5 separate regions of the Mus musculus genome follow, and regions 1, 3, 4 and 5 are each linked to region 2. The links are chromatin loops, found by intact Hi-C in ENCODE. Cell type or tissue: left cerebral cortex. All regions are shown on one strand.

Evidence for each region. A loop is a pair of places that touch in the nucleus more often than their neighbours do. Peaks named below come from ENCODE experiments on the same cell type or tissue, not always from the same donor. Only the 100,000 strongest peaks of a DNase experiment are listed, where the experiment ranks them.
Region 1: it touches region 2 in a loop (7-fold over the local background); 13 of 42 quality-filtered maps call a loop at or near these places.
Region 3: it touches region 2 in a loop (2.9-fold over the local background); 21 of 42 quality-filtered maps call a loop at or near these places.
Region 4: it touches region 2 in a loop (8-fold over the local background); 37 of 42 quality-filtered maps call a loop at or near these places.
Region 5: a loop joins it to region 2, with 5 times the contacts of the local background. A loop is called at or near these places in 5 of 42 quality-filtered maps.

Annotation. Positions count from the first base shown.
Region 1 is chr1:30,947,797-30,951,796 of GRCm38, reverse strand. It overlaps Ptp4a1 (protein tyrosine phosphatase 4a1), which reads left to right and starts at 2,042. Exons shown (of 6, transcript NM_011200.2): 1 at 2,042-2,248. LOC115487084 (a long non-coding RNA gene) reads right to left here and starts at 1,926. Exons shown (of 1, transcript NR_164183.1): 1 at 459-1,926. In left cerebral cortex, CTCF peaks have their summits at 1,838 and 3,269 (motif pointing right); DNase peaks (open chromatin) are centred at 1,711, 1,959, 2,660, 3,221 and 1 more place; H3K4me3 peaks cover 2,917 bases; H3K27ac peaks cover 2,083 bases.
Region 2 is chr1:31,152,179-31,156,178 of GRCm38, reverse strand. The region is part of intron 2 of 4931428L18Rik (RIKEN cDNA 4931428L18 gene); the gene reads left to right. Among named protein-coding and RNA genes, the nearest start is that of Lgsn, 22 kb to the left of the region's middle. In left cerebral cortex, CTCF peaks have their summits at 1,990 (motif pointing right) and 2,957 (motif pointing right); DNase peaks (open chromatin) are centred at 1,995 and 2,962; H3K27ac peaks cover 482 bases.
Region 3 is chr1:30,918,947-30,922,946 of GRCm38, reverse strand. No RefSeq gene overlaps it. Among named protein-coding and RNA genes, the nearest start is that of Ptp4a1, 29 kb to the left of the region's middle. In left cerebral cortex, a CTCF peak has its summit at 1,994 (motif pointing left); a DNase peak (open chromatin) is centred at 1,909.
Region 4 is chr1:30,777,187-30,781,186 of GRCm38, reverse strand. No RefSeq gene overlaps it. Among named protein-coding and RNA genes, the nearest start is that of Gm39615, 79 kb to the right of the region's middle. In left cerebral cortex, CTCF peaks have their summits at 737 (motif pointing left) and 2,340 (motif pointing left); DNase peaks (open chromatin) are centred at 718 and 2,359.
Region 5 is chr1:30,698,198-30,702,197 of GRCm38, reverse strand. Gm39615 (a long non-coding RNA gene) reads left to right here and starts at 1,696. Exons shown (of 3, transcript XR_865312.1): 1 at 1,696-1,809. In left cerebral cortex, a CTCF peak has its summit at 1,578 (motif pointing left); DNase peaks (open chromatin) are centred at 870 and 1,581; H3K27ac peaks cover 1,031 bases.

The DNA of each region.
Region 1 (4,000 bases), 200 kb after region 2:
TTCAATGACTAGAACAGACACCCTCAGCAAACAAAGAAACCAGCCCAAGACACCAAGTAACAGCAGCTGCCAAAGAGACTCTGACTGCCTTGTGAGAATTGAGTGGACTGACCAACAAGTTTATATCTGGTTTAAGATACATTCTTTCAGCAGCAAAGGATGGAAATCTGTCCCTTTCCAAAATAGGACTGGGTGATAATTCCTTATAAAAGGATAATCCCGGTGGAGACAATTCCCCTTCCTGAGAGCAGAAGCCAATCTTCTAGGGCTCAATGAGGACAGCTAACCAAGTACCATACATCAGCAAATATCGTCAGCAATTACGGGATCTGTGGATTACACAGCTCACAATTTGCATCACGAGTTCTACAAGGAAACCAAGACACTGATTTACCTTTGCTTGCTATTTGCTCAGTTATTTTAGCTCACCAAATTCCCCTTTGGAAAAGGTGTCATTATTTTTGTTTTACAGTGTTGACCAACCTTTGGAATAGGGGAGGCAGATTTAATATGCCTAAGTATGTTATTAATACAAGTTGGCCAAGCTAGTCACTAATTATTCTGCCCATGTTTTTCCAAAGCTTAAGTAACACTTACCCAAAGTCACTGGTCATATGAAAGGTTTTAGTTCTGTAATACTCAATCTGTCTTCGGTTGAGTTTCCTGGTCTGCTCAACTTCACTTTACTGTTCAAAGACTTTTCTTTTAATCTCCCTGCATTTTCTTAGGACTTACATAATTTAATTGTTACCTCACTTTACCTCTATTTGTGAAGGGATCTATGCTTCAAGTTCTTGACTTTAAATGGATCCCTGGCCAAGCAATTTTTAATGACGATGAGTTGCTTTTTGTTGTTGTTGTTGCTGTTATTAAAGGTCTGCCCCCCCCTTTTTTTAATGTACTTACGTTGCTTACAGATTGCATGTTTATAAGACATTTAAGTAACTATGCAAGGAAGTCTCTAAATAGAAGTGCTAATAAATCACAAAATTCGGTACACAATAAGAGAGAGCACAACTTATGATTTCTCCGGCCTAATGTGCAGAAAAACAGGGAACAAAAGGCCTCAGTGTTATTGGAAAGCTGAGTTCTCCAAAGCAGGTAAAGGTCCTGTTTACCTGTCCTAGACAAGCGAGCAGAAAGGGTTTTCAGATAAAAGCTGCCCTTGTATGATCAGAAACAGCTGCACTCAGGCTTCACTTAGAAGCCTAGATTAAAAGGACACTGGAACAGGACTGAAGATCAACAAAAGGGGAAAGCTTAGCTTTTGACGCAAAAACTTACATCAGCCCTTGATAAAGCCGAAGATTCTTAATTTAAAAAGAAAAAGAAAAAAAAAAAGCTTCCCCTTAGCAAAAGCTAACCTTTCATTATCTGAGAATGAGCAGCAGTACAAAGGATGCATGTGATTTCGAAATGCCACAAACGAGCCAACTGCAGTTGCCAGAATCAGCAGTTTAGGGGTGTAACCTAAAAAGAAAGGGGGTGGGGGGAGAAGAAGAAAGGCTAGGAAGCAACTAGGCTTCACGTGCCTCGAAAGAAAAAAAAAAAAAAAAATAGGGACATTTCCTGGGTTCCACCGGCTAATCTCTGCGGAGAGCCTTCCCACACGTGGAAGTGCCCGTGGTGACGAGAATCCCTAGTCCCAGACTAGGGCCGGGCTCTGGAGCGGTGAGTCAGCCGCCCAGCGGTCATGCGACATCAATATGGAGTGATGACGGAGATCCCCGGGCGCAAGGGCCAAGGTAAACCGTTGGCCAGCGCGACAGAGCTATGGCCTCGGGCTACAGGGTTCCGCCCGCCGGAGAGGCGTTCCAAGTTGAGGCGAACTCGCGGCTCTAGCGACCGGAGCGTTTGGTGGCGAGGACCAGCCAGCACACCGCGCCATTCATCAACCGGTTCGCACCGGTGGCGGCTGCCCCGAGTGACGTCTGCGTCCCGGGCCCCGCCTCGAGCCGCAGGCGTCCCGCGCCGTGATTGGCTGCCGCCTGTGCGCACGTCGCGCCGGCTATAAAGGGGCGGACTTGTGACGCAGGGGCGCCTGGGCGCGCGCATTGGCTCTGGGCTGCGGCCGGCTCGGCGACGCTCCTCGGGCAGCTCACTGCATGGTCGTCTGGTGCCCCCGCCGCCTGCATCCCCGCCGCCGCCCCGCGACGCCCACCGCCGCCTGCCCTGCCGCCGCCGCCTGCGCCGCCTCGGGACCGGCTGTATGATTAGGCCACAATCTTCAATGAGTAGACATATTCCTGTGAGTACCGCGGGCCCGGCCTTTGTTAGAGCGAGCGACCGAGGAGGGAAAGGAGGGTGGCCGGGCGACCGAAACGCCGGCGGCGGGGCCCGGACCCGGAGCGACCGGCAGGGCAGCCCAGCGGCTTTGTGCGCGTGCCACCCTGCGGCCTTTGTTCCGAGAAGCCGCGCGGGCGTCGTGGACGTGGCCGGGGCGGGGCGGGGCTGCGGGGGGACCGGGACCGGGCGCCCGGGGCCTCCCAAGATGGCCTCGGTGGCCGCCCGCGCTCGCCACCGTGAACCCGTGATTGCGGACCTCGCGACTGTGCGCGCCGCTCAAGCCCGGGCTTGCCGATCGCCGCCGGGCTTCGGTAGTGGCGACCCGGTCGGCGGAGGGGGACTCTGACTCGGCCCCGAGGCGGGCTGCGCGTGGGGCGGTCCGCTCTTGGGCTGGAGCAACAGGAGCTGCTGGGCAGAACTGCGCGGCTCCTGTTGAGCGAGCAGCCCTGCACCATTCCACCGCTGGCGAGCTGAAATTTCCACGGTGTCGGAACGGTCTGTGCGGTGACCAGAGGTCTGGATTCCGGAGCTTAGGGGTCATGAATCCTATCCTGGCTTGCTTTTTTTAATTATTATTATTATTTTGCTGTTTGCTTCGTGCCGGCTAAAACGGTTGGAAAACCAGAAAATCGCGATCTGTTCCCGGAAGGAAACAGCGCTTGCACACGCGCTAGATTGGGCGCGTTACCTGAAACCTGAGTGTATTTGGAACAGAATTGGATAAAGCAGATGATCCCACAGACTGGTTTGATTCTAGAGTCTGACAGACTGAAGCTAATGCTACACACATACACACACACAAATGATCCTTTTTTTTTTTTTTTTTTTTTTTTGCTTATGGTGCATGCAATTAAAATGGGACGATCTCGTCGTGTATCTTGGCTGCCTATCATGTTGAGGTTTTGCCTGTGAGGGAGTGGGAGGATATTATTAAGAAGGATTTCGGTGGTCTCCACTGTTTTAACAGAAGTGTCCTCCAGCCACTGGGTGGCTCCACTCATTTCAAAGCAGTTCAGGAAAATTTTTTTCTTGCTGCCCTCCAGCTTCCTAATGGAACTCTTTAAAAGCTATATCGGACCTGTGTATGAATGTTCAATAAAGTGCCAAATTAACAAAAACAAGGAAGAAAAAAATTTAGGACCATTTTATATACACGGGCAAAAGATTTTTATATATGCAATATATATACATATGTATGTATTTATATATATATGTATATATATAAATAAATAATATTTTTGAGATTATTGGAGGGAGTCTGCTCTCTGAAGTATTAATCTTTACTGGTAATTTACACTGGGTTTTTTAACGCACTGAATAGATGTACTTTGTGAGGGCACGTGTCGGGAATAAGTTGTCTTGCTTGTGGTACCTCCTAGTAAATAAGAGTTTGGGGGATTAGTTCCTTTGTTTCACTATAAAAATAGTCAGGGAATTTTTGACTGATTTTTTTGTTTGTTTGTTTGTTTTTTTGTTTCAAGATTTTACTTGAGTAGTTTGCTCTGAAGGACAACGGTTGTCATTGAGTGTTCTTGTTACTAAGTGCAACTGCTTTTCTTTCCACCACAAACTGCCTAGAGTAGATAGACCTTAAAGGGTTTTGTTAATTCCCATTTTACTTCTATTGGGTTTATCTGAAAGGCTTTTATGCATAGACTCTGAAAAAGTATCGTATGACTATGAATATACTAGTTGGTGCTGGCACCAATCTGCT
Region 2 (4,000 bases):
CACTGGAAAGGGAAATGGGAGTGTGAAGGCAGGGACTGGGGAATGGAGCCAAGATACAGAATTCTTACAACTGCAGATGAGACACAAAATTCTACAAAGGCCCACAGGCCAACTCATATATATATATATATATATATATATATATATATGTTGCAGATGCCTTGAAGGGTTTATGGTGGTCAGAGGATGAAAGTCGGGGAGTGGGGAGTTTGGTGAAGTGCTATAGTTGGTGTATGGAGGTCCAGTGACCTCTTCTTCCTCTTTGGGTTCTAGGCATGATCTCATTCATTCATCAGACATTTCCTTCTACATGGGCTTCTTTAAACCACTGAGCAGTCTCCCCAAGCCCATAAAACCCTATAGGTTATTCAGTCACACCCAAACTGAAGTTATCCTACAAATGTTGTTATATATTCAGGTCTCAAATCCATTAAGGTAGAAAAATTATCCAGGAGAGCCTGCCATAATCGTGACTCCCAGACTGTCTAGAGATGTACAGCAGGAAAACTCAGAGAGGGCCAAAGAGTAAAGCACATCTGAGATGAAACTATAACAGGCTAAGAGAAAGTGACCTTTGGAATCTTAGCTGCTGAGGCCAAAAAACAAGGAAAAGACATCTTTTGGTTACATCCATCGGTGCTTCCTCTGATCCTGTAGGTCTGATGTCCTAGAGTGTGACTCTGATAAATTCTGTACTAAGGACTTCATGATATTGAATATGGCACCTAGTGAAGGCCAGTCTTAGCTGGAGACTCCGTGAAACAGTGTACTTCCAAACTCATTCAGGAAGGGAAAGTAGAAAAGATTGACTGCTTAAGACACAAATTAATTATGCTAACTCATAAGAGACAGTATAAGTGAGTCAACTTTGCAATTAAGAGAACTAATAGAAGGTTATTTTTGCTAGATGGGGGACATTTATGCACAAGTACTTCAATTTTCTTGTGTCCAAATTTCCGTATCTGTAATATGGAAACAAGTACTTTATTAATTATTTTACAGACCACATCTCCTAGTACGTCCAAAGCATTACAGACAAGAAAACATTTAATATATTTTACTTAACCCTAACCTTGGTTCTGCCATAACCATGAGTCTATAATGTTATCTCAGATCATTCACAGTAAACCTGAAATTAAGCTAAGAGCTTTTTGAGGTTTCCTTTGTGTCTGGATTGAATGAATGACATACGGACAACTGCATTCAATGCATATTGTTGAATCATCAAGTACAATTAGGAAAACTAATTAGTAAGAAAGGAAATTGGGTTTTACCCTAATAAAAAAGAATTGACCAGTCACTGCCATCCAATGTTTAGAGTGTCATTGCCTAATAGAATTTGGGATTCCAGTTCCAGTTCCACTCCCAGAGGCATGCATTCACATCCTAAACTCGTGTCTTTATAAGGTGATTAGATCCTGAGGGTGGCAGACTAAATAGCCAACTGGGGATCAGAGAGATCACTGATCTGTCTACAAGTGAAGTAGCCAGGAATAGCCTCACTGACCCCAAATCCTATATCGCTTCTATCTTGTTCTCCTCCTCCTACAGACTAAAGATAAATATTTCTTCTGTATATAACTTATGACATTTTGTTATAACAGTCTGAAAAGACTAAGACTATACCAAAAAACAAACAAACAAATCAATTTCCACAGACTAAAACTCAGTAGCAACCCAGTGATCTTGATTGCTTCAGATTCAATTGGATAATGATGTGCTTTTCAATGAGATTTCAATTACATAAACTGTAGCCTGTCAAAACCCAAAGCTGGTTTTGTTTGTTTGTTTCAGCATGCTAAAGGAAATTTCGAGAAATTTCCCAATCTATAAAAGAAGGATCACTCTCCATGAACGGGTTGGTATTGTACTTAAAAGTAAGTTAATTAAAACGAAAGTGATTTTAAAAGAGAATGGGATTGAGGCAAGGATGAGCTTTCTGGTAAAAGAAATGCAGCTTTGGGGAATTGTTACGTAAGGGAATAATAGCAGCGAGCAAACAGCAGGTGGCAACATCTGCCCAGTCTCTATTCCTGTCACCAGTCCTGTGAGGTGATCACCCTTCCTGTGAGCTAATGATTCACCAAGTGTGGGACTTTCCACAATTCTCTTATCAGAATCGATATTTATGTGAGAGTACATTCCTTGATTGTATTCTTTCTATTTTAGGATATCATGCTTGTTTCTTATCAGAGGACTGCACTAGAATCATTAATCCTAATGACTAATGTTAGATCATTTATCTAACTCCTAAAGGAAGACACAAAACTTCTCCCCTCACGTGGTTTGGACAGATGAGGTCACTGAATTAAGTGAGGTTCGGAATTCACAGAATCAAGAGTATGGAAGTTCTTAAAATCTAAAATATAATGAAGTTCATTAAGAAATAAACTCATAAATTCACTAGCAGATATGCTTGCATACTTGGGAGCCCTGGGGATTATTTTCTTCATCAAAATACATCCTAGAATAAATCAACAGTAGAGTAGACCACACACTAATAATAATAATAATAATAATAATAATAATAATAATAATAATAATATTGTGAATAATACGAACAAAAATGGTTCCTTCCAGGAGGTTGAATAAGAGGCTCAGTGGTTAAGACGGAGTTCCGCTTGTTGATTCCCAGCACCCAAAGCCCACAGGCAAAAAGAAAAAAAAGAAGTCTTCAGGATAGGGTTTTTTTTTTGGGGGGGGGGCTGAGGAGGTATGGAAAAATAAAGAGCCACTGCATCACGTCAACTAGCATATTTTGCTGTCACTGCAGAGACATCTGGAGACATGGGCTGTTTCTTCTCTGAGCACAGCAACCCACTGTTCTCTGTAACCCTGAAACCTGTGATCCTGTGCAGTTCTCACAGGCAAGTCTCCACACGTAAGAGGCTTATGGGGAAATAAAGGCAAAGTCTCTGTGACCTGTGGTCATTCCTCACTGCAGAGGTGCACAGGTGCACTTCTCGGACAGCAGAGGTCAGCAACACAAAGAGAAGAGACAGAGCAATGTGCAAGAGGGCTGCTCTCCAGACATTGTTGTGAACAGAAAAAAAAATGAGTGGCAACTTTGTAACACAGAGAAACACACATACACACTACACATACACACACACACACACACACCTCACATATACATACACACACACATATACATCACACACATGTGCATACACACACCACATATGCACATGCCATAAAAATGCACACATAACACATGCACACACAGCATATACACACACATATGCACATGGTACATATACCACATACACATTATATATATATATATATATATATATGTATATATATATATATATATATATATACCATGAGCTATACAAATATACTGCATAATATATATATATGTATATATATATGCTGCATATACTATGTATTTATACCATACATACACATATACAAACACACATACATGTACACATAGACATTCCACACACATTATACACACTATATATTTTCTACATACAATATATACATACCACACATACATCACACATACACCAACTATATACACCTACACCCACATATACACACATACAATTCATCCTGCACACAATTACTTGGTCCTCAGCACCCAGCAGAGCCTCTAGATCACCTGGATCTGCCCCTGGCAATGATGCCTTTAGGATGTGACCAGGGATGCATAAGACTCTTCCTAAAAAGTACTTCCTATTAAAATATTTTTAAAGAACTACAATGGATTATAAAGCAAAGAATTATAAAGTAAAAGTATACTTTTATATTGCTGAAATTGTGTCCTTCAGTGATAACTAGACTTTTTTGTTGTTCAAAAAGGAACAAATTATTTTTAAAATGGAAAAATAAAATATTCACCTCTGGAGAAATGGCTTAGTGGTTAAGAACACTGTCTACTCTTCCAGAGGTCCTGAGTTCAAATTTCAGCAACCACATAATAGCTCACAATCAAATATAATGGGGTCCGATTCCCTCTTCTACACACAGGTATACATCCAGATAGAGCCCT
Region 3 (4,000 bases), 230 kb after region 2:
CACTTTCAGAGTTGTGCTTGCTTGCTTGCTTGCTTGCTTGTTTGTTTCTTTGTTTTTAAAAACAAGGTCTTAGGTAGCACAGGCTAACCTCAAACTTTATAGATAGCTAAAAATGATTTTGAACTTCTTAGTGCTAAGATTGCAGGCATACAGGCATGTTCTACCATACATGGTTTGGGGTTTGTTTGTCTTTTAGATAGAAACCGCCTGTGATGGCTGTTCTCAGTTGTCATCTTGACTATATCTGGAATGAGCTACAATCCAGAATTTATAAAGATCTTGCAAGAAAGGAAGTAAGGAAATGCTTGGGTATGGGCATGGTGGTATATGCCTTTAATCCCAGGAGACAGAGGCAAGCAGGTCTGAGCTCAAGGCTAACCTGGTACAGAGCAAGGTAAAGAAAACCTTGGATTCAGTTGTGGTGGTACATGCCTTTAATCCCCGCACTCAGAAGGCAGAGAGGTATGCAGATTTCTGAGTTCAAGGTCAGTCTACAGAGCAAGTTCCAGGACAGCCAAGCTTAGGCAGCAGGGGGTGGGGGTGGGGAATCCTGAGTGTAAAAAAAAAAAAAAATGGAAACCTGGTAAAGATTTAGAAATCTCAGCTCCTCCAGCACTATGTCCGCCTGCACCCTGCCATGCTTTCTTGTCATGGTGATAATGGATGAAATCTCTGAAACCATAAGCGAGCCCCACTAAAATGTTTGCCTTTATAAGAGTTGCCTTGGTCATGGTGTCTCTCTAGCAAACAAACAAACAAACAAACAAAAAAAACAAACTTAAGACACCTCCCCTGCCTTTTCAGGGGCTGAATCTTGGTATTAGCCCATGCTGGTGAGAAGCCAAATCTTTTAAGTTCAGACTCCATTTTAGAGAACCTGACCTAAGTTTGAACTCAGGTAAACTAACAAGCTGGTACCTAGCATTAGTTTCCAAGTTGCCACCCAACAAAAACTGAGTCTATCTTCCAGACCGTAGGCTAATCTCCAACAAGACCAGTGTCTCCAGGTTATCACCCCAACAGATCTTCACCCCCAGATTACAAGCCTACCCCCTGCCTAATAATCACAAATGCAGAAGGAAGCAGAAATTAAGTTTATGATATGACTTCCAGCACCAGACAATTATGTTAAAGGCCACAGAAACTTTCCAATTAGATGCTTCACACTTGCCCCCTGCTTGCTGCTTACTATAAAGCCTTATCCTGATATATATCTGGGGCTCCCCCACCACCAAAGCCATCCTGCATGACGGTGGTACATCGGAGGGGCCCAAGCTAGCTCAAATAAAGACCTTGCTGTGAGTTGCATCAAATTGTCTCCTGTCTGTTTTGGGGAGGGGTCACTAACACTTCCCTGGCACTATATTTTGGTACCTTGGCTGGGAAGTTCCCCATAACACACAGGACTACAGATCTGGAAGTTCTTGAAGCCAGCAAAGCTAATCTAGGTATTTGTGGTTTTGTTTGAAACACTGTGTTAAACTTCCTGTTTTGTGCCTGTCTGAGCACTGAATTTGTCTGACCTTTCTGTGAAATCTGCATAGCACAACAAAACCAAGCTTATGTAAAGGTAGATGTGGTAACTTTTCCAGCCATGTTGAGATGATTTATTTTTGTGGAACCTGGTGGCTTGTGTTGCCATGGTAATTCTAGATTTGAGCAGTGCTGAGGAATCTGTCTGTCCAAAGGTTTCTATGTGGCCTGATTTGGTGGGTACTTGCTCAGTTGCACAAAAACTTGTGATTTGTATGGCTAATTTGTCTGAATGTTAGAAACTTTCTGTGAGATCTACAGAATAGAACAAAAACTTTTAAAGATAAATGACTTATTTTGCCATGGTAATTTTCCAGGTCTGGGTAAACATCTGTACAGTACTGCTGGTTGTCTTGTGTGTGACCACCACCACCTTCTGGTTGGTTCTTGTTACTGTGTGCAGTATCTTTTCCTTTTTGGTCTGAGTGGTGACACAACCATCTTGTGTTTTGAGTGCCACCTTCTGGTTGGTTCCTGTTACTGCAGGCTGTATCTTTATCTGGTTTTGTTTTTGTTGCTGACTGTCTCTGTTTACACCCATCTTCTGTTAGCACCACCTTCTGATTCATTCTTGTTACTGTGGGCTGTATCTTTTTTTCTGATTTGGGTTGGGTTTTGTTTCTGGTTGTGCCTTTCTCTGTTCACTGAAGGGTCCCACATCTTTCTGGGAACCAGGTTTTGAGTTTGTTCAATGGCCAATTTGTGGTTAAGACAGACAAGTCTGGGAGCCTTGGCTAAGGCAGGGCCAGGAGATGCTCTGAGCCTCTCTTTGGGTGGACATGGCTCACGGAGCAAAAGTGTTCACCCACCTGGAAACAAGGCCTTGATTTTGTACCTATGGCCAGTTGCAGTTAGGGATAGATGTATCTGGGAATTGTGTCTATCACAAGGCTATAAAACTTCCTGAGTCTTGGTCTGGGTTAGGCATGGGCTCAGGGGAATCTGAGAAACATACACCAATCTGGTTCTCTTCTTGGGGCTGGGGGCACCACATTCTGGTTGTCTTTCCTTTCTGCCTGATAGAGAGTAAAGGTTGGACTTGAGTTTTGGGTGTCATAGAGAGGTCTTTTTCATGAGTGCCACTTTCTGGTTGTTTCTTATTTTTGCCTGATAGATTGGGAAGGTTATATTTGTGTTTTTGTGTGTTGTGTTTCTCATTATAAGATGACTTTGACAAGGTGACTTTGTCAAGATAACTTTGACAAGATGACTTTGATGAAGTGACTTTGACTTTGATGGACATATTAATGTGAGACAGGCTACCTCTACCACATCTCCAGGTTCCCTTTACCACAAAAGGGGCCAGGAAGCTGGTTCCTGTCCCCACAGTAACGAAGCCTACCAGTAACCAAGCAGCTATTGATGCTTGCTTTCCGGACTGGGATTTTTAACATCATTTAAAGTAAGAGGAGGCTCTTGGTCTACAGTCAGGCTCTGCTGGAAGGTCTCAAGGCAGCCACAAAATGACCCAGAAATTTGGCCAGAGTGTATGACATTAGGCAGAGAGAAAATGAAAGCTCTACAGCTTTTTTTAAAAGAGATGCATTTCAACAATGCACTCCCATGTACCCTGAACCACTAGAAGCAAAGTCAGTAGTAGCTCTAGCTTTTATTAATCAGGCAGCACTAGATATTAATAAAAATCCCCAGAGGATTGAAAGGTTAGGGGAAAGGAGTCTGGGGGACTTTAGTGATAGTGGCAGAGAGAGTACTGTGCTTATAGACCCCAGAGTTCAGGATGGGTAGAGAAGATAAACAGAATCCTAAAGACAGACCTTAACTAAATTGACCTTAGAAACTGATGGTGACTCTTCTCCCCTTCATTCTTTATAAAGTACAGACCTCCCCATAGTAGATGGAACTCATCCCTTTTGAAGTTATGTTTGGTTCACCTACTGACAGTTCTTACAGAAGCAGATGATTGCTGATTATGAAACCATTTCCTAAACAGTTCTTCAGCCCAAAGCTCAAAAAACCCGCCACTGACAGTGACTTCCAAACCAAGCAAAGTATGATCTGACACCAAGCATTTACACTGTCTGCTGAAAGATTTCTCATAAACCCTCTCATTTCTTTGTAGATTTCATACCTTTGAGTATTATAATATGTAACAACTACTTGCTAATAAGGAAACAATAGTTTCTACTATAACCATATCCAAGAAGAAATTTAATTTGTGACTTAGGCCATAAACCACACATTTTGACAGATAAATGGAGCTTTTAGAATTTATTAGATTCTATTAGAAGCCTCTTCTGCCTTATACCAAAAATGATAACAATTTCTTTCAGCAGTTACTGGATTGACTATTCTGTGCTAGACTAAATCCAGTGATTTCTGTACAATAGGCAACTACTCTGCCAGTGAACTACATCTCGTGCCATGGGTATTTCTTTTTTTAATCAGTGGGAAATAGATATTTCCTAAAAGAGGCATTGTTTATTTCCAGTTTTTTAATTGGAGTGAC
Region 4 (4,000 bases), 370 kb after region 2:
AATGTGTTACTATGTAGCACATCCCTTCCTGCTGATGGTTGTGTCCCTTTGAAAATAGTCCCATGTCTCTTCTCTGTACTCTTAGTCTGCTTGTCTATTCGTGCATCAATGTCACGTTGTCTTAGTTACTCCAGTTTTGCATCTTGATGTCTAGAATGGCAAATTATGTGGCTTTGTATTTCTCTTGTGGGGGTCTTAACTATTTTCAACGTTTTGCTATTTCATACATTTCCCCTTCAGCTGCTCAAAAGTATTATTTTCTTGGTGTCTGATGCATTAAATCAGGTATCCTCATAAGGTGTTAAGTTGAAAGTCTGATGACTTCATCAGGCAGCTTTAGGGATGAGCCACTTCCAACCCTGGAGCTTCAGAATCTTGCTGCGTTTTATTTCCTCTCTGCCAGTTGTTGTCACTTCAGGCGAAAATGCCCTGCAAAGTCTCATCTTAAACGCAACACCATTTCGAATAATCATTCAGTGTTCCCTGCTTCCCCTAGATTCCATGAATGGAATTCCCTGTTAAAAAAACCAAACCAAACCATACCAAACCAAACCAAACCAAACCAGACAGACTAACAAACAGACAAACTCTTACAAGGGGTTGAGAGATGGCTCAGTGATTATGAGACCTTGCTGCTCTTGGAGAAGACCTCGGTTTTGGTTTCCAATACCTATAAGGTGGCTGACAAACGTCCATGAATCCAGCTCCGAAAGATTGATTGATCGCCCTCTTCTGGCTTCCACAAGTACTGCAATCATGTGGTACACAGGCATAAAAGTACATCCAGGTTTCTCTCTGTACACAAAACAACAGAAACCTTAGAACGTTTACAAATATCTTCCCCGTATTTATTTCCTTTTCTTCCATAGTTCCATATTTGATGGATATTTTAATGGACATTGTGACACTAATGGATGAAATGTTATACACACTTTATATAAGCAATGCTGTGACAAAACTCTTGCAGCCCAACATCTGTATTTATAATTATTTGCCTAGGATAAAGTCAAGTGCCAGTATGACTTTTGGGCTTCTAAATCCATATTCTGGTCTCTCCTGCATAATAATTCTACCAACTTGTATTCTCTTTATCAGTGTACAGGAATGCCTTAAACCAATAGATTTGAATAGAGTTGAAGCAAAATGAAGCGTACTATAGGTCTCTTGTATTTTATTTTTGGCCCTAATAATTCTTTCATAAAAATGATTATTTGCCTTTGTGTATTTGTCAAGAATGCATTTGTTATGGCCAGTCTCAGTTGTGAGTACGGTGAGATGTAGAAAGACCTGGGCGTGATCTAGATTGACCATTGGGCATTCCTGTGGAGGATTTCCTTGATTAGGTGGGGAGTTGTGCCTACTGTGGATGGTACCATCCCCCTGGCTGGAATCCTGGTCTGAACAAAGAAGAGGAAGTAGCCCAGAATAAGCAGCTTCCATTCTCCACTTCCTGTCTGCATACAATGTGACCAGCTGCTTCAGGCTCCTGCTGCGTTGACCTCCCTACCATGATAAACTGTGAACCTCAATAAATAAACCTTTTGTCCCTTATGTTAATTTAGCTGGGATATTTCATCTCAGTAGCAAGAAAAATAACTAAGACAATACTTGTTTAAAACTCTCATTTACTTCCTATTTGTGCCTCATAGGATTTATCTTCCTAATATGTGTATTTCTGTGCTTGTTGGTGCACAAGGCTCTCTGTTAGGTCATGTAAGACAGGCAGCTGAATGTGAGAAGCAAGCTGTAGCTTCCGGGGTGGTGTGCTGTGCTAGGATATGAGGCCCCAGATGCATTTGCTAAGAAGAGGAAACCAGAGTGTGGTGGAGAGAGCAACTGCTGGAATCCAGAAACTGGTGGATGAGAACACACTTAACCTGACAAACTCTCCCACCAGTGCTCTCCTAGACTCGGACACAGGAGGAATTTAAAATTAAAATTGTCATCTGTTTAGAACTTAGAGGTAGAGGCATAAGGCACACACTCAAATGCATTTGTGGGAATATTTCCACTGCATTAGATAGGATATGTGTATATCATATACGTATATGCAATGTTATATAATATAAAATAATGTATAATATAATATAATATATCACACATATAAAACATATATAGTAGGAAGTTATGTTTGTTGTGTGTAAGTTAATACATTTGAAGAATATGATAATCTTTAAAATGAAGACCAACAACACGAAGAATTAATCTCTTACAAAATCATATACGACTTTGATTATTGTTTGAATATTATGAAAGAGGTAGGCAAATTATAAAAGTTGAACGAGTAAACTAAGCTAACGTCTTTACATTTTTCAATGATGGCTGCGCCACCTAGTGGCTATTTCATGTACTTGCAAGAAGACAAAGCGAAGGGCAGTTTTTTGTTTGTTTGTTTTTTGTTTTTGTTTTTTTCGAGACAGGGTTTCTCTGTATAGCCCTGCGACCTGTTGATTGGATTGCATTTAACATCCGGTCCACTCACACCAGCTTCTGGCTTGTTTGTCAAGTTCCAGTCATCCTACTTGGGTTTGATTTCCCCTTCCCTATGGGTGGTCCTGGGGGATCAAACTCGGGGCTTCACAGGAGCTAGGCAAGAGTTCCCATACACAGTAGCTCCCCAGCCTTGAGGGGCGTTTCTTGTGCTGTGTAAAGCCGGATATTGACCCCAGTCATAGAGTACTTAGGCTCAGCATGGTGACAGTTTACAGCAGCGTCTACATTTTGAAAATGACTAAAAGCAAATTGTGTTTCCGTTTTACAATGTTGACATATCTAAAATGTAATATACATGATACATTTATGTCTTGTATTTTTTATCAAAAAAGAAGTTAGTGGAATAAAACTTGCTTTCAAAATACATACAAAACCCAGGATTGTATATAGTTAAGCTAGAATAGCTTTACTATTCTATATATTACATCTATTTAGTTATTTATGTGTGTGTGTGTGTGTGTGTGTGTGTGTGTGTGTGTGTGAGCCTGGAGGTCAGAGGACAGCTTGCAGGAGTCCTTTTCTCCATTCACTGTGAGTTCTAGAGTTCGAACCCATGTCTTTAGGCTTAGTGGCAAGGGCACCCACCTGCTGAGATGTCTCACTGGACCTAGAACTCTGTTAAAGAAACAAACTTAAAAACAAAAACAAAAACAAAAAACAAACAAAAAAAAACCCCAACCCTTTCTATTCAGTAACAACAGTGATCATTTTCTGTTTCTCTGCTGCATCAGGAACGTTAAGTGGTCTGACATAAGTTTTGCTTATAGTATTGTACCATGAGAGCGGCCTTAGAACACAAGCCTAGTGCCTGCCTGTGTTCTGAACTCCAAACAGGAAATCAGGGCTCTCAGCACTCAGCAGAGGGTGGGCTCTGCACACACCCCTCTCCCTGCTTCTAAAAAGCCTTTCTTTTACGTACCAAAGCAAACTTTCCTCTCCCTAGCCTTGAGGGACGGCTCGAAAGGAACATTTTACACATTTATATACATTTATACGGCAATGCCCACCTGAACTCCAGTACTCCGGAGGCTGAAGCAGGAGGATAGCTTTGACCTGCTTAAGACTGAATTTTTATAATTAATTTCAGACACCATGAAATTTATGCTTCTGGCTTAAGACTTGCTTCTTGGGAATTTAGATTTTATTTTTCATCTCTGTTAGTTATTTTCAGAAAAGATTGAATTCAGCCTTTTGTTATCTATAATGTTATAATGTTATTTAGAAACTCAATATTCTGCTTTAGGTGAGAAACAAAATGAAGAGACATAAGAGTAGAAGCTGGGTGTGCGCAGAAGAGAGCTTCTTAGATGTGACTAAGGAGTATATCATAAACACACACACTTTCTTTTCCCAAGTTCAGCGGCTTCAAGTTTGGAGGGCTATTATGGTAATGATTGTGACAAGAACCAGCTGTACCTCAGCTAGTGATTAACACAAAGTAAATAGTTTTGATGTTATGTTAATCAGAGGATCCCCAAAGTGGCCACAATGGTCTCAAACAAGAACA
Region 5 (4,000 bases), 450 kb after region 2:
ACACTTGGATAATTTATTACATACCAATGCTGAAAATCAAACAGGAGGCCTTGACCTCATCACACCAGATGCTTTTCATAATGAGTGTGTACAAATATAACTGGGATTTCATAAACTTTATTTTATAAAGAATAATTTCCATTTAGTATCTGACAGTCATAGTTCTACATCTGCGACTCCCAAATACTAACAGTCTCCCTTTGATGTTTTGTGACAGTCAATGTTGGCTTGTCCATGACAAACTATTGTTATGATATTTTCTCAATTCTAAGATTTCACAGCATGCGTTGGAAAACTGCTCCTTTAATTGATGGAGGAACATTTAAAAATATTAAGTATTTTCAGGGTGGTTTATCGTACCTAAGTGTATTTTTGAAATAAAGTTTATTAGAGCCAGGCGTGGTGATGCACGGCTTTAATCGCAGCACTTGGGAGGCAGAGGCAGGCAGATTTCTGAGTTCGAGGCCAGCCTGGTCTACAGTGTGAGTTCCAGGACAGCCAGGGCTATACAGAGAAACCCTGTCTTGAAAAACACAAACAAAAAAACAAAGAACAAAAAAACAAACGAAATAAAGTTTATTGCTGTACTTGTATACATACATGAGAGGTGAGAATACAGTGATCAATGTATCCTTGGGATCTGTTTTCTACAGAGGGTGCTGTACACAGTAACTGTAGTTGAGTGGACACCAGGGAGCACTGGGATAGCCAAAAATCCAATTTGGTTCTTCTCCTCTATTATGTATTTTAACGAAGTAAGCAGATGGTAGATGGATTTTTCTCCCTCTGGAAATGGCTGGTTTTGAAAGACTCCAGAATGCTAGTTTTCTAGGCACGGTTGTTGAGTACCATACCACGTCTTAAAATATACACTAAACTTTGCCAGGAAAATTAATCTACCCTGCAGCAGATGGATACATTTGTAAAAATACACAGCCACTGCTGGTGCCTCCAGCCTTCATCTGTAGATTCAAGTGTAAACATCTAGAATCTCTCTTTGTTCTTAGCTTCTTCTCAGTAATACAGAAGTAATTTCTTCTCACCACCCCTGCTCAATGCAATTAGGTTAGAGAGCCACATCACAATTGTTTTTATTGTTTGGTTTTTAACCGTTAACTAAGCTTCTTGGAGTGTGACTCCATGATGTTCGACTACGTCGTTTAGAGATAAAAGAAGTGTGGTTTTCCTTTAAAAGGGGTAAAATAAGCATTTCCTGAGCGATAGCTAAAAGTTACAGGTACTAGTGGTTTGCACAGAAGAAAATATACATGCTCTCCCCATCTGGACCAGGATAAAGGCACTCCATGCACGAACAAACCAAACTCTATCCAAATGGCTATGCAACATTTGGTTTATCCACCAGCAAAATATGAGTCTGTTTTCAATTCTTGCTTGTGGTGAGTCACTTAGGCATTTTACATAGATACTTAATTCTCACTAGCTTTATTTCTCTAATTCTCAGAGAAAAGTTGAGAATAAAAAAGACTTTTACCGTAAGGTAGGAAAACAGATGGCAACAAGGGAGATTATTAGTGCCAGCGAAGGAGGCAAGGCACAGAACACTCTGAAGCTGTGTGGGCTTTTTCCGAGGCACAATTCTTAGAAGCTACTGCCATCTTCTGGCTTTTCTAAGGAGGTGCGGAGGTGCTTTCATTCTAAATCACTTCGACATGCTGAGAGAGAGAGAGAGAGAGAGAGGGAGAGAGAGAGAGAGAGAGAGAGAGAGAGAGAAGACCATTCCTGCAGCATACAGATTCACAATGAAACATCTATATTACATTGTCATTTGTGACACAAGCTATGGATGTGGTAAGATCTCAGATTTGCTCACAATTCATGTTACATGACTTACATCGATTTACACTAGATCAAATGCCTGTAGCATATCGATTCCTGTTATAAAATCCTGTTATACGCATAAAAATACTACAGAATTGTATTTTGAGCAATCTTCTCATTCAATACTTTTGTTTAGCAATATGTTTCAGGTAATATATATATATTTCAGTCACTATATAACAATATGTAATATATAACATATAGCATAGCATATAACATATATCATATAATACATAATATATAATATAACTTGCAGGCTAAGGAAATGTTTCTTTTATTGTTTTAAACTATGATTTAAAAGATTAGTACTTGAAATGTAAGTTCCTTCAAAGTAATGAAAATCACAATTATCATACTTCTGCAGCTGTTAGGTGCTCCACCTAGACGACATTTTTCTGATACATTTCTGATGCATTTCTGATACATTTCTGATACATTTCTGATGCATTTCTGATGCATTTCTGATGCATTTCTGATACATTTCTGATACATTTCTGATGCATTTCTGATACATTTCTGATACATTTCTGATACATTTCTGATGCATTTCTGATACATTTCCTGAGATTGTGAAGGAAAGGCTTACTTTGGTTCATGAATTCAGAGGGTTGCAGTTTCATCATGGTGGAGTTTATAACAACGGGGGGGGGCATGCCATGCAATATAATATGATATGAATAATATAAGATAATATATCTAATCTAATCCGACCTCCAACCCAAACAATGCTACTCGCTGTTCCCATATGAATATTCCTTAATGTGTTTTGTGGCATCTCCTTCCCCTACATAAAGCTCTCCGCATGATGGCCATTTATCACCCCATTTATCTTGTTCTGATATGGACAAAATTTTGGTAATATATCTAAATTCTCACAGAAGTCCAAGAGTATGTGACAACTGTAAGATAATATGGAATTTCTTATTATTTTTGTCTTGTGACAAAACCAAATTTACTCTTAATACTATTTTAAATTTTAATTAATTTTTACATACATGGATGTTTTGCCTGCATGTATGTCTGTGTACCCTCTGTGTGTTTGATACCCTTGGAAGCCAGAAGAGGGCCAATCCTCTGTGATTGGAGTTACTCATTTTGAGTTCCTATGTGAGTGGTGGGAATTGAACCCAGGTCCTTTCGAAGAGTAATCAGTGTTATTAATCACTAAACCTGAGACTGCCAGACAATTCTGTCTCAACTTGCCACACACACACACACACACACACACACACACACACACACACACACACACACAATAAATTTAACACAAAAGGCTAATTATAAAGGATGAGCAGCGAAGAAGCAGAAGGATACCCAAACGTCTGAGCCTAGAGGACAAAAGCCTAACTAAGACTCAGAACCTCCGTGAGGATGCACCTTCTTACTGGGGCTGCTCAGAATGGGCACAGGGGTCCGGGAACTAGTAGGTGCTGCTGCCGCAGCTGTACAGGAGGGAAAACCAGCGCCCTAGCTTCTCTTTTTCCCCTATCGTTGTGTCTCAGGACATCTTCCTTGGGTAAGGACCATACAATTTGCACAGGTTGAGTTACGGATCGCAGGGCAAGCAACGGAAGCCTGATACTATCGATGATGGGGGCAGGTCTCGCCGTTGTGGTCTTATCCTCAGAAGTGTTGAAAAGGCCACTCTGCTGTTACACCTTTCTGCCTAGATGCTCTTTCCTTTCGTGTAGGAAAAACAGCTCTAAATTCTTCCTTCTGTGCTCTCCTTCCTCTTAGATAGCCTGGCAGCTGCGGGGAGGGGCGGGTCCATGACTGATGTAATGAGGAAGGAAAGCCTTTATTCCCTTAAGACTTGGCTCTGGTGGGTCTGCCATGTGGGACCTCCTCCATTAGCTCTTCTCATCTTTCCAATGGGTGCATGAGGTCATCCCCATGGCAGTGCGCATTCACGCGTGCGTGCGTGTGTGTGTGTGTACGTAGATGTGTATTCCCGTGAACGTGTACATGCATTTGTATGATAGGCCATATATATATATCAGTCTCATGGAGCACTGGGCAATGCTCCTTAGGAAAAAAATATTTTTAAATTCTTGAAGTTAAATATGTAAGATTATGAGATGAATCTACTTAATTGAAATATAATTAAGTTTAACACAAATTTTGTCATAAAAAGAAAACATATGCTTCTTTAATAATGCAT